Regions from separate parts of the Homo sapiens genome. Here region 2 is linked to region 1. The links are chromatin contacts, found by Hi-C or POLR2A ChIA-PET in ENCODE. All regions are on one chromosome and are shown on one strand. The core of a region is the stretch at or near the end of the contact, and the rest is flanking DNA. Distances in the headings are between cores, read along the strand shown.

Region 1 (5,483 bases), core at 580-3,079:
ACGATGTGCTTATGCCACTGTACAGTAACGTAGGATGCCACGTCCTCACGCAAATCAGAAGGGAAAGTGTGGGTAAGGTAGCAACGTGAATGGAAGAGACACTTTATTAGATAAAACCCTTTGTTCCCGATTCAGGATGTTTAATTTGCTTCTCTTTAAACTCTGTGACTTTTCCTGGTTCAAAAGGACAGTCATGGACAGCAGCAGAGGAGTGGGGGTCTGAAAAATGTAATCTTTGTGTCAAGGCACTCTGTGGCCTCACAACTGCCCCCCTGTCAGAGGGATGCTGCCTTCCAGCCCTAAAGACACTAGGGCTTTTCAATGGACGGGGTGTTGAAGCAGCCAGATGGTAAGGTCTTCCTGATGTCCTCCAGATTGCGAATGTCCTTCATGATCTCCTCGATATCTCGGTTATAGTCCATGATGGCAGCCTCCTGCTTCTTGGCTTCATTCTCCAGGTCAGACACTTTCCTATCAAGATCGCTGACCTTCATTTCATCTTTGGCTTTGTTTAGGGTGCCTTCAATCTCGTTTAGCTTATTCAGGTCCACTGTATCCAGCTGCCCTGGAGGGTCAGAAAGTACATAGAAGAGAACAGACATATTCAGTAAGAATGATCCCTTCACAAGTACCTGCACTAGACTCTAGGCCCAGCAGCTGCCATTCTGCACAGGCAGCCCGGCAAATGTGACTTGCAGATTGTTGATGTCACACAATGGTATAAAATATGCAAACCAAGTACAAATGCTGACCTAACCCAGCAGGGATGGGTCTGAGCATACAATTAATATAGAGCTGGATGTTTCTTTCTGAGACAATGGTTTTTGCAGAATGTTTCCTCAATGCACAGCTACCATGTTCTAGACCTTTGAGGGCCATCTGATAACATTTAATACCTTTTCCAGGTGTATACATGTAAACTCTATGTCATTTTAGTGCCATCAAAGATACACAAATCTCTAAGAACCCTAATCCCTCAGCTCTTAGAGAGATTCCAGGGAAGATGGGTCAGTTTTGAAGGTCACTTTCTGCTTTCAGGAGTTAGACACTATTAGGAGCCTTCCTATGGAAAATGGCCAGGAGTAAAATGCTGAAATAATTTCAGCAAGTCTTCACTTTAAGCTTAGCAAGAAAAAGAGGTTCTTTTGAAAGAAATGAGATGTTTCCATAACAAACAAAAGCAGACACAATAGACAGCATTTCATGCATACTTGACTTGATTAAAGTCTCACAAGACCATTTTACATCAGTGATTCTCAGATGTTAAATAATTTGCCCAAGTTTGCACAGCCTATAGGCAACAAAGCAAAGATACTAACCCAAGTCAGACTAATGTTAAAAGTCTGGCTGTTCCACAAAAAGCTTTCTCTTCTAGCTTACTTTCATTTTATATCCATCTGTTGGCACATAACTTATTCTTGACATTTGAGACCGATAAAAAATACCCCTGTAGCCCCCCACCAAAACAAAATGCACCAGTCTTTAAAGGCTGGCAAATTAAAATATAATGCCTTGCTACAAAGAGTCCTGGCTAGAGTGTTGACACTTTATAATGGAGTCTGGTGACAAAAGTGCATCTGTCCTAAAATGAAGCCTGCTCCCTAACACCCTATCAAACTGGATTAAAAGAAGGTTTCCGTATGCATAGATTTCCTTGAAAAATCAAGGTTTTTCTCTCTTTTGGCATGAAAGCTTTCCCCTCATCGGACTGTCCTTACTTAGCAAATGAAGAGAATTCCAGGCAGTAAAGTCATGACCAGTTTTAAGTGTTCTTTTTCGTTTTTTAAATTGAGACAGGGTTTCGCTCTGTTGCCCAGGGTGGAGTGCAGTGGCACGATAACAGCTCACTATCACCTCAAACTCAAGTGATGCACCTGCTTCAGTCTCCCGGGTAGCTAGGACTACAGGCGTGTAGCACCACACCCAGCTAATTTTTAAAATAATTTGAAGAGACGAGGTGAGATCTCGCTATGTTGCCTAGGCTGGTCTCAAACTCCTGGCCTCAAGCTATCCTCCTTGCATGGCTTCTTAAAGTACTGGGATTACCAGTGTGAGCCATCACACCCAGCCTGTGATTCTACTATTCTTTTATTCTACTATTGAAATCCTTTACTTTAAATCCCTTAAAGATACTGCCAGCAAGATGAGTTAAGAAAAATCACTGTTTAGTTGTACAATGATACTGGACCATAAATGCTACCCTAGCTGGCAATATATCTTCAAAATATAAAAAGAAACTCCTCAGACCACAGTGTTCTACTTAGGGCAAGGTCCACAGAAGGCACCTAGTAAGTACTTGTCACATTAACACAGCCTAAAGTCATGATTCAGGTCACACTGTAAAGCTGACAAATAATAAGTATGGTAAAGAAGCAAGTTGCTCTTAAAGACCCTGTCATGCAAGACAAACATTTATTTTATAAGGCTTTCAAAAATAAGCAACAGCAAAAGGAAATATTAATAATTTAATTAATGACTTAAAAGGGATTCATGTAAACCTATATCATCTGCTTTTGAGTCAACTGTACTATATCAGATCCTAAGAACAGTACAAAAGATTCAGAGACTGACAAAAATGACTCTATGGCTACGTACCCAGCTGCTCCAAGAGGTCATTAATAATGCTGAGGAGGCTAGTAACAGAGTTTTTGGCTTTTCTGGCATTGATCTCGGCTTCTTGAGCAGCCTGTGAAGCCTGTAAGGGAAAAATGAGGCAAAGAGTCTTGACTGTATGTTTTCATCTTCTTTAAATCTTTTTTCCCAATGACCCAACAAATCTAATTTCCAGATTTTCTTCCCTTTTCTAACTTAGGAAATTGAAACCTCTCATTGCTTTTTTTTTTTTTTTTTTTTGGTGGGGCTGCTGCATATCTTCATATTGAGGATGTTGGTATTTCTACTTCATCAAAGTTATGACTAGGCAGTCAGGATGCCTACACTCACTAACTCACTATATTTGTACTTCAAAAATTAATCTCCTTTTCTCACATTCTAACTCAATAATATATGGAGGTATATTCATAGTAAAGCCTATTAAGCAGAAACAAGTTATTTTTTAAGGATGATTATAGAAACTATGTTTCAGAACCAAAACATGTCCTTCAGGACACTCTTAGGGACTTATTAGAAATGTCCTATTCTTTGAAAATTTTCATAGTTAAGTAAAGCTCTTCTAGGAGTTCTCTTCTGTAAACTCCCCCTCCACATGCAATGACCCAGCCACAGTCCCCCTGACACACATACTCATTTATTGGGGCAATATAATTTACATTTTAAAAACCAAACAAAGGTAAATACACTTGGGAAATTCCATGAAACCTGAACAAATAACTGTGCATGAGTCATAGGAAACAGCAATGGAAGAGGAAGTGTCTAAATATCAGAAAACAGATGTTCTCACAAATAAATCTAGTTGAGATTTAAGTAAGTGGCTCTGAGCCTCTTACCACATAATTGTTTTTCCTAGTTTTGAGTAAGGACAACACAAACATTTTGGGATCAAAACAATGTGAAGATTTAAAAAAGAACAAGAAAGCAAGGCAGAAAAAACCTTCACAAATAAATGATTAATCTCTGTCCAAACGGCAGCTGTCCTTATTGAGCATCCACAAGCTTGTCTGCGAGTGTAAAAGGAGGGAGAAAGGACCCTGCCAGGGCCGGCCAAGAGCGATGCACCTGCATTTAACCTGTGGTCTCCAGCCTCCTCTTCCAAAAGAATGAAGCTATAAACCTTCATTCTTCTGGTTAAAAAATACAATACAGATTCAAATAATACTGGCCAAATGCTGGCCTTTCAGAATTGACAGAAATACAAATGAGATAGTGCATGTGAGGGTGGTTTGTTTCCTTAGAAGTTATTTACCAAAATAATAAAAGATCTTCTTTCACCCTTTGAACTAAACCAAAACCCTTTTTTGAAGCTCCTAAAGAATATACTGTTTTCTTTTTCAATATGCTTTAAATCTAATGTTTCTACAATCATATTAAAAATGAAATCCATATATGCTCAACATGTGAGAAACATCTATTTTTTTTATGGGAATTTTTGTTTTTTTGAGACGGAGTCTTCCTCTGTGGCCCAGGGTGGAGTGATCTTGGCTCATTACAACCTCCACCTCCCAAGTTCAAGCAATTCTCCTGCCTCAGCCTCCTATGTAGCTGGGGTAACAGGCACCCACCACCATGCCCAACTAATTTTTGTATTTTTAGTAGAGATAGCGTTTCACCATGTTGGCCAGGCTGGTCTCGAATTCCTGACCACAGGCGATCCACCCACCTCGGCCTCTCAAAGTGCTGGGATTACAGGAGTGAACCACTGCGCCCAGACACCTTTATGGGAATTTTTACTTGAGCCACACCATAACGGAGAAAATCAGGACAATCCAAACCAACATCCACCCCCCTACCTGTAAAAAGCATAATAAAATTAGGTGGTTGCACAGAGATAGTTTCCTTTATCACTTCCCTAGAGTTTTTACTGAGATTAACAGGCTTTGTACTTCTTTTTTCCATCCCAAGATGAAAATGACCCACACTGAGGGACTATGTTTTCTGGCAGCAGTGAACGACGGCCTCTTCTTTGCCACTGAAAGTGAGCAAGTAACCACAAGTTCGTGTATGTCATTACCGTGATTGCTACACCCAACTGGAAAAAGAATATTCCTACTGTGACTCCATTAAAGTCTTTTCAAAGCAAAATATAGCATAGAACAGAAAAATGGACCTTAGTTCTTCCTTGGGCCATCCATTGACAAGTCAATTTTGTTACAAATAGTACCTTGCATACACATTATCACAAAACGTGAAAAATTAAACTAGATGTAAGTTTCATATGTTTTGGTGGGGTGGTAGACAATGCCATCTTCAAAAATTTCTTATATACAAGAAACTTGTCTTTGTCTCTAAAGGTGCTGGGAGAACAAGAATAAGAAGAAAATTAACTTCATTGCATTCCTTTTTTATTAACATTTATGAATTACCCAGTGAAAAATATAAACACATACTTTTAATGTCCTAAAACCTCAAACGTGTAAAGCAATGTTTTACTTTTAACTGAGTAACTTTGGGACAGGACAATTGTGCAACAAAATTACCTGGCAGAAGATCCAAATTCTTTGTCTTCTATGTAAGCTACTAACCCAATTCTTGACGAGACAATGTGATGAAAAACAGAAGTCAATATAAAAAAGACTCTTCTCAACAAGTGGGGGATCTTTATTATTAAACACTGTTCACTTTCTGCCAATGAGCAAATATACCAAAACCTCTTACCATCCCTGCCATCATCATGTCCTGGTCAGCGTCATCTTGTTTTCTCTTTAGCTCTTTTTCTGCTTCCTGCAGTTGCTTCAACATATTGTTCACCTCATTATCCAGATCTGTAACTTCTGCAAAAGTTCTTTCAGCTTCTGCCTTGGTGCTGGTGGCATTCTAGGCACAAAAGAAAATTGTACTTTTTTTAAAAAAGCTTTCCTTTTTCTCAA
Region 2 (6,175 bases), core at 2,889-5,388, 71 kb after region 1:
ACTATGTATTCCATTTGAATAATTGCATAATTTCATTTTTTTAGAACAGAAAAATAAAGAATATTTTCCATTTCACTTTATGAAGCTAGTATAACTTTGATACCAAATCAGATAAGGGAAAAAGGAGTAAGAAAAATTATAGGTCAACATGTGTAAATCCTGCAAATTAAACCCAGCAATGGATTTTTTTAGTTCCAGAATTACAAGGTTGTTTTCTAATCTATGTAATCTATGCCACTTTTTTGTTGTTTCCAGTGGCCTGATCTTCAAACTTGTCCTTTTTTCTGTTAAGCATACTAAACACAGCTGTAATTTCTATACCTGAAATTTGGGTATCTGCTTCTCTTGTCTATTATTTTGCTAGGTTTTCTTTCATTTATAGCCCTATTTTTTAATGTGCCTAACCATCTTTGACTATGTGCTGGACACTGTATTTTAAAACAGACATACACATATATATGAGTACTTTGAGGCCTAGTATCTTGCTCCAAAACAATGTTCACTTGCTTATACCAGACACCTGGGAGTAACACCAAACTGGCTTGACCTTAACACAAGTTCAAGGCTTGAGTGCCCACTGGGTTACCTAGGTGATGCAAAGCTGGCTCCAACTCTACTCACAGAATGGTGTATTTCTGTTTTCCCTTTACACAGATGATAAAAGCTTTTTAGAGAACAAGCTCAAAGGTTTGGGAGGTTATCAGACCACATATCTTTGAAAGGCCCTGAACTCTGACTCTGTCTCCCCATAAGCCTGCCAAAACCTTTGTTTTTATAGCTATTTCTTTCAGATTGGAAAAGGCATTTAAGGCTTACTTCTGTGGTTCCTAACTTCTCCTAGGTTTACATCCAGAAATCCCTACCTATTTTGTTAGCTGAGATTTTTTTCTTGTCCCACAGACAGACCATTCTAAAAAACCTAGCTGAATATCACCAGAGACAGAAGTAAATCCTCTCCAGCAACATATAGAAGTAAATTTAAAAAGCAAAACTTAAGTCTTAATGCTACTAAAACACCAAGCAATGATGTTACAATGATGTCCAGCTGACTCTGTCCTTTAATCCAGCAGTCCCCAACCTTTTTGGCACCAGGAACCGGTTTCAGGATGATTCAAGCACATTACATTTATTGTGCACTTTATTTCTATTATTATTACATTTGTAATATATAATGAAATAATTATGCAACTAACCATAAAGTAGAATCAGTGGGAGCCCTGAGCTTGTTTTCCTGCAACTAGACGGCCCCATCTGGGGGCAATGGGAGACAGTGACAGATCATCAGGCATTAGATTCTCATAAAGAGCACGCAACCTAGATCCCTCACATGCACATTTCACAACAGGGTTCATGCTCCTATGAGAATCTAATGCTGCAGCTGACCTGACAGAAGGCAGAGCTCAGGCCATAAGGCAAGCAACGGGGAGTGGCTATAAATACAAATAAAGCTTCGCTCGCTTGCCTGCTGCTCCCCTCCTGCTGTGCAGCCCAGTTCCTAACAGGCCACAGACTGGTACCGGTTCGTGGCCCAGGGGTTGGGGACCCCTGTTTTAACCTGCAATACCCAAAAGACATTCATTAATCACACCTCAATAGTCTCTCACAGCTCCCAGTAACAGCAACTTGGAAAAAGTCTCTTCCACCATTTCCCAGCTTCAATTGAGGCATTCGTTCTAGAAGTGACCACACCCATAAAGAAGGGTCTTTGCAAACGGAATACAATGTTGAAAATCTGAGGAAAGAGGGCTCTCTATGAAGCTGGCCTCTAAGGAAGCAGACAGATACATAAGTCAGACAGGACCCTTGGAGTTTAAGATATTCAAAGAGCTGTCTGCAGACCCTGCAACGAACACTTGAATTAAATGTCCCCATGCCTCATCGTCTTTGGAATGTGTTGTAACAAGATTTCATCCATACTCAGAAGCTCACTATGGTCACATTATGACAAACAGTGCCTCCAAATAGCAGACTTAAAAGAATTCAGAAAGTCAAACTACCTATGTGCTATTATTTGTTCTTAGCTCCAAATCAAACAGTTCCTTTAATTTTCAAAAGGTAACTTTTAAAATATGTTTCACAAGGCATAAAAATTCCCCATGTTCACCCAGATATGTGAACCATGACTAGGACCAATTAGCTTCTACTCTAAATACAATTTTTACTGCTCATGGTACTTGTATTTCTATAACATAACACTGCATTAGAGAATACAGAATCATTGTTTCAGAAGTTGACATCTGCAAACCTCTGGTCTCAACATTTTCGTCAACTGGACAGAATATAACCTTGTTTTCCATGTGTTTTGCCTGAACAAAGCTTACCCATCACATGCACCTTCTCCCTAAGGCACACACCTTCTTGTGTTTGGGAACTTAAGACGGCACTTCAGCACTATGCTTGAGGGTCATGTTAGGCAGTGAAATCACCAATAAAAAGGACAGAAATGGGGAAAATACGGCATTAAATAGGCTAAGAAAGTGATATTTATTTACAGCAGTGCAGCTGAAACAAGAAGGCAGAACATCACCTCCTTTTACTTCAGCTGAGCTGTGTGTGTTTCAGGGACTCAAATTTTTCACTGCTCTGCAGATGTCCCAAATGACCACAAACTACCATAAAGATTGATTTCTGTGGTTTCAAAGCTTAGCAAGCAGGCAAACATGCAAATATCAAACCTCCAAATAATGAGGCCGGAATGTAGAGTCACACATGAACCTCAAAGAGCTGTAGACTTGTCTTCCCAGGGCCCAGAAAAACAAAGACAGTACTATGCTTGCTATTATTCTGAATTACAGCTGTATCTGGACACAGCTTCAATTTTCAAGTGAGAAACTCCACAGGGTAATAGCTACAGAACACAGCATCAAGTATTTTCCTCCACCCACGTGTAGACAAAACATCCATACAGGCACAATCCCAAGTTACTCATTGTCTTCCTTTCTGCATCAATCACCAATTTCCTAAGTTGTCAACACACACACAAACACACACATACACACCAAGTTTCATATAGAGAGATGCTTCCTGGATCAGTCTTTAATGGGACTCAAAAAAAAAAAAACAAAAACAAAAAAAACCCAGCTTCCTGACATATAAAACATGATTTCCTAAACAGCAATCTTTAAAAGTGATGTTACTTTGTATAGCGACACAGCAGGTGGCAGGCTGTGATGAAACAGGAAATGAGAACAAATGTCTCCCACACACTCTTGCAGACCACCACAGGGAATACATCAGCACACAATCCTTCATATTTATCATCCAACCAACCATCGTCTGTAGGATTTCTCTTCTTTGAACTCATCCCTACCCACTGCTCAGTTACCCTTACCACCTGTCCAACAATTCTTTCCATATCAACAGAAGAAATTTGCCGAGGTTGACATTACAAGGGGAACTGAGAACTCCCATTTAAGATTTTGAGGAAGACCCTACTGAATTCAAGCAGGAAAAAAAAAATCCCTAAATTAAAGTTTATTTTCTCCTTAAGCCCCAAATAAAAAATATGAGTAAAGTTTTCCTAATTATTAACTAGATACAGCATTTATTCCATTTCTAGTTAAAAAATCTAATAGGAGCTCTTATCTCACCACCCTAGACATTAAATACAAATGGTAGTATATCCTTCAAATCACGGCCCAGATGACAAAGGAAGAACACACAGACATTACCATCACCCACAAAACTGGAAGTATCCCAGGAACATCTGGGCATCCACAAGGCATCCCAGTCATCCAACCTCTGTGACAGGCCAGAGAGATGCCTAAAGAGCCAGGACAGCAGAAGAGGTTCAGCTCTGAACCCCCAACAGAAGCACTAGTTGGTCCCTGTCCCTTTACTTAAAATCATAGCTATTCTAAAGATGGAAGGAATAGAGGAGTTCTCAAGCCTAACTACCTTGTTTATAGGTGAGGAAACAGGCCCAGAGACTAAATAATTTGCAAATATAACTAGTGAATCACAGATTGAACTTTATGACTAGGTATTTACCTTATAAAAGGGCTATGGAAGAATGATTTACTAGGCAATTATGATCAAGTCTAAGAATCTCTTACCTAATTCCACGCACATGCCACAATCTAGCCCATTCATTCATCTGTCCACTCACTCAATCTTTGAGTAATCATTTATGAAGAGACTGTGTGCCGGGCACTGTGCCATCTCAAACTACTTAAAATTATTCAACCGGGCCATTCTTTTTTCAGGCTTGGTGCCTTTGTCCACACTATCTACCTGGAATGCCCTCCCTATCTCTTTCAACACCCACTCCTACTTCAATGATGGTCCACTGGTGCTGGCTACCTGGAGAAGCATTCTAAAAACAGGCTCCTCAGAAAGCAGCACAAGATCAGCAAAGAGACCTGCCAGGGCCAGGGAGGTGCAAGGAGCACCCAGCTCTCCCCTCAGACTCAGCCGATGCTCCTTACTGCTGTTACCACACAACTGTGACATACCAGATGGTCTGGGCTGTATTTCTTTAAGTTGGGGGACTGACTGCATTACATTTCTAACTCCCAAAACAATCTGGTTGGATGCTACAAGAAGGAGGCATTCCCTGACACACTGGACACCCAGACCTCTCTTCAGGCTTTCTGTTTAACTTACCTTTCTCTCCCACAACAAATCCCACTGAAACAACAGAATAAATAGTATAATATACACCTCCAACTAGACTGTAATCTCCTTGAGGATAATGACTTAACTTTTACCTTTCCTGGATCTCCCAGTGCACAGACATAGGACATTACATTTTTTTAATAATTAAGTTTTACATATATTGATGAATAGCTAATCATTTCTCTAGGTTTTACATATATTGATGAACAGCTACTCATCTGTCTAACTTTAAACATGCATTAGCACAACAGTGATAATGAAACTCCCTATTTATTGTTCCCAGACATACACAAGGCTGTTTTGAAAATATGGCAAGAAACAAGTTAAAATGCTTATATGCCATATAAATGGACCCAGAGTCCTGACAATGAACCTAAAACCATTCACTGAGTTCAGATGTTGTTGTAATACACAATATAGCAGGTACAGTAGAGAGTCTGTAATATGAAGTTACATATTGAATTTTAAAACATATACTCCAGGCAGAATTCAACAGTGGAAAACTGTCTCCCACAAAACAAGTCCCTGGTGCCAAAAAGGTTGGGGACCACTGATATAAAGTATATACCTGTGTCACTTTTCTTTCTTTTTTTTTTGAGATGGAGTCTCGCTCTGTTGCCAGGCTGGAGTGCAGTGGCGCGATCTCGGCTCACTGCAACCTTCGCCTCCTGGGTTCAAGCGATTCTCCTGCCTCAGCCTCCCAAGTAGCTGGGACTACAGGCGCCCGCCACCATGCCCGGCTAATTTTTTGTGTTTTTAGTAGCAATGGGGTTTCACCATGTTAGCCAGGATGGTCTCAATCTCCTGACCTCATGGATCCACCCACCTCAGCCTTCCAAAGTGCTGGGATTACAGGCATGAGCTACCGTGCCCAGCCCATGTGTCACTTTTCTAAAAACCTAAAAAAGTCATGAATTGTGAAACACCTCTTGCCTTGAGTGCTGGATATGCAATTAGAGACCTGCAATAATTTGATATCTACTTCATAGAGTTCTTGTGAGGAAAATGAGCATAAAATATGCTTACACATAGTAGGTCCTCATTCAGTGGCTGCTGCTAACTTTCTTAACTAATTTGAAGAACATTAATATCCCTAAACCTTTCTGGTTTGGTTTTCTTCTTCATGCTCACCTAAATAATTAGTAATTTGCTTAGCACAACAAATGAGTACTAGCTTACTGTTTCTTACCTTAGACTGTAATATCCTATGCACTTGAAAATAATTAGTTTACATTTCAAATTCATTTCAGCATTGAGATTGTGTGTATTCTTTACACACACACATACACACACAAAAAAAAACAATACAAAATGGATAACCCATTAACATGTTACATCATCTCAGGCAATAAGATTGTAACAAAGGCCTTTTTTAAAAAAAAGAAATCCATTTTCAATTTGGTACTAAGAAACTCAGTACTACCAGATCCTTTTGATCTAGCCCCTAAGCCTCAGTAGGTCACTCACTAGGAAACAGGCCCTAAGCTCAACTCCCATTATGCTTTGGGAAGCTTGGGTTAATGGACTCCAATCCACTTATTTTCTGGGAGATTTATCC

What was found. Hi-C counts contacts between places; a loop is a spot of excess contacts on that map. ChIA-PET counts read pairs that join two places held with the same protein, here RNA polymerase II (POLR2A). Pooled maps may share reads with other maps.
Region 2: a pooled map shows a loop between it and region 1 (2.2-fold over the local background). The contact joins the enhancer-like site here to the promoter of LAMC1-AS1 in region 1. A Hi-C loop is called at or near these places in 2 of 168 maps with a recorded cell type or tissue (lower leg skin and transverse colon), 2 of 37 single-sample maps with no recorded cell type and 4 of 50 pooled maps. POLR2A ChIA-PET finds 5 or more read pairs at or near these places in 5 of 52 experiments (AG04450, MCF 10A, OCI-LY7 and 2 more).

What each region holds. Positions count from the first base shown.
Region 1 is chr1:183,137,616-183,143,098 of GRCh38, reverse strand. It overlaps LAMC1-AS1 (LAMC1 antisense RNA 1), which reads left to right and starts at 1,829. Exons shown (of 3, transcript NR_149048.1): 1 at 1,829-1,957; 2 at 2,130-2,288; 3 at 4,519-4,697. It overlaps LAMC1 (laminin subunit gamma 1), which reads right to left. Exons shown (of 28, transcript NM_002293.4): 26 at 5,272-5,430; 27 at 2,596-2,695; 28 at 1-565. The coding sequence ends at 309.
Region 2 is chr1:183,067,979-183,074,153 of GRCh38, reverse strand. All of the region lies in intron 1 of LAMC1 (laminin subunit gamma 1), which reads right to left. Among named protein-coding and RNA genes, the nearest start is that of LAMC1, 48 kb to the right of the region's middle. RefSeq lists enhancers at 3,225-3,274, 3,285-3,354. Within about 2 kb of position 4,138, at least 7 of the 41 ENCODE cell types and tissues checked have a DNase peak (open chromatin) inside an H3K27ac peak, as active enhancers do; they include OCI-LY7, where a contact is called at or near this core.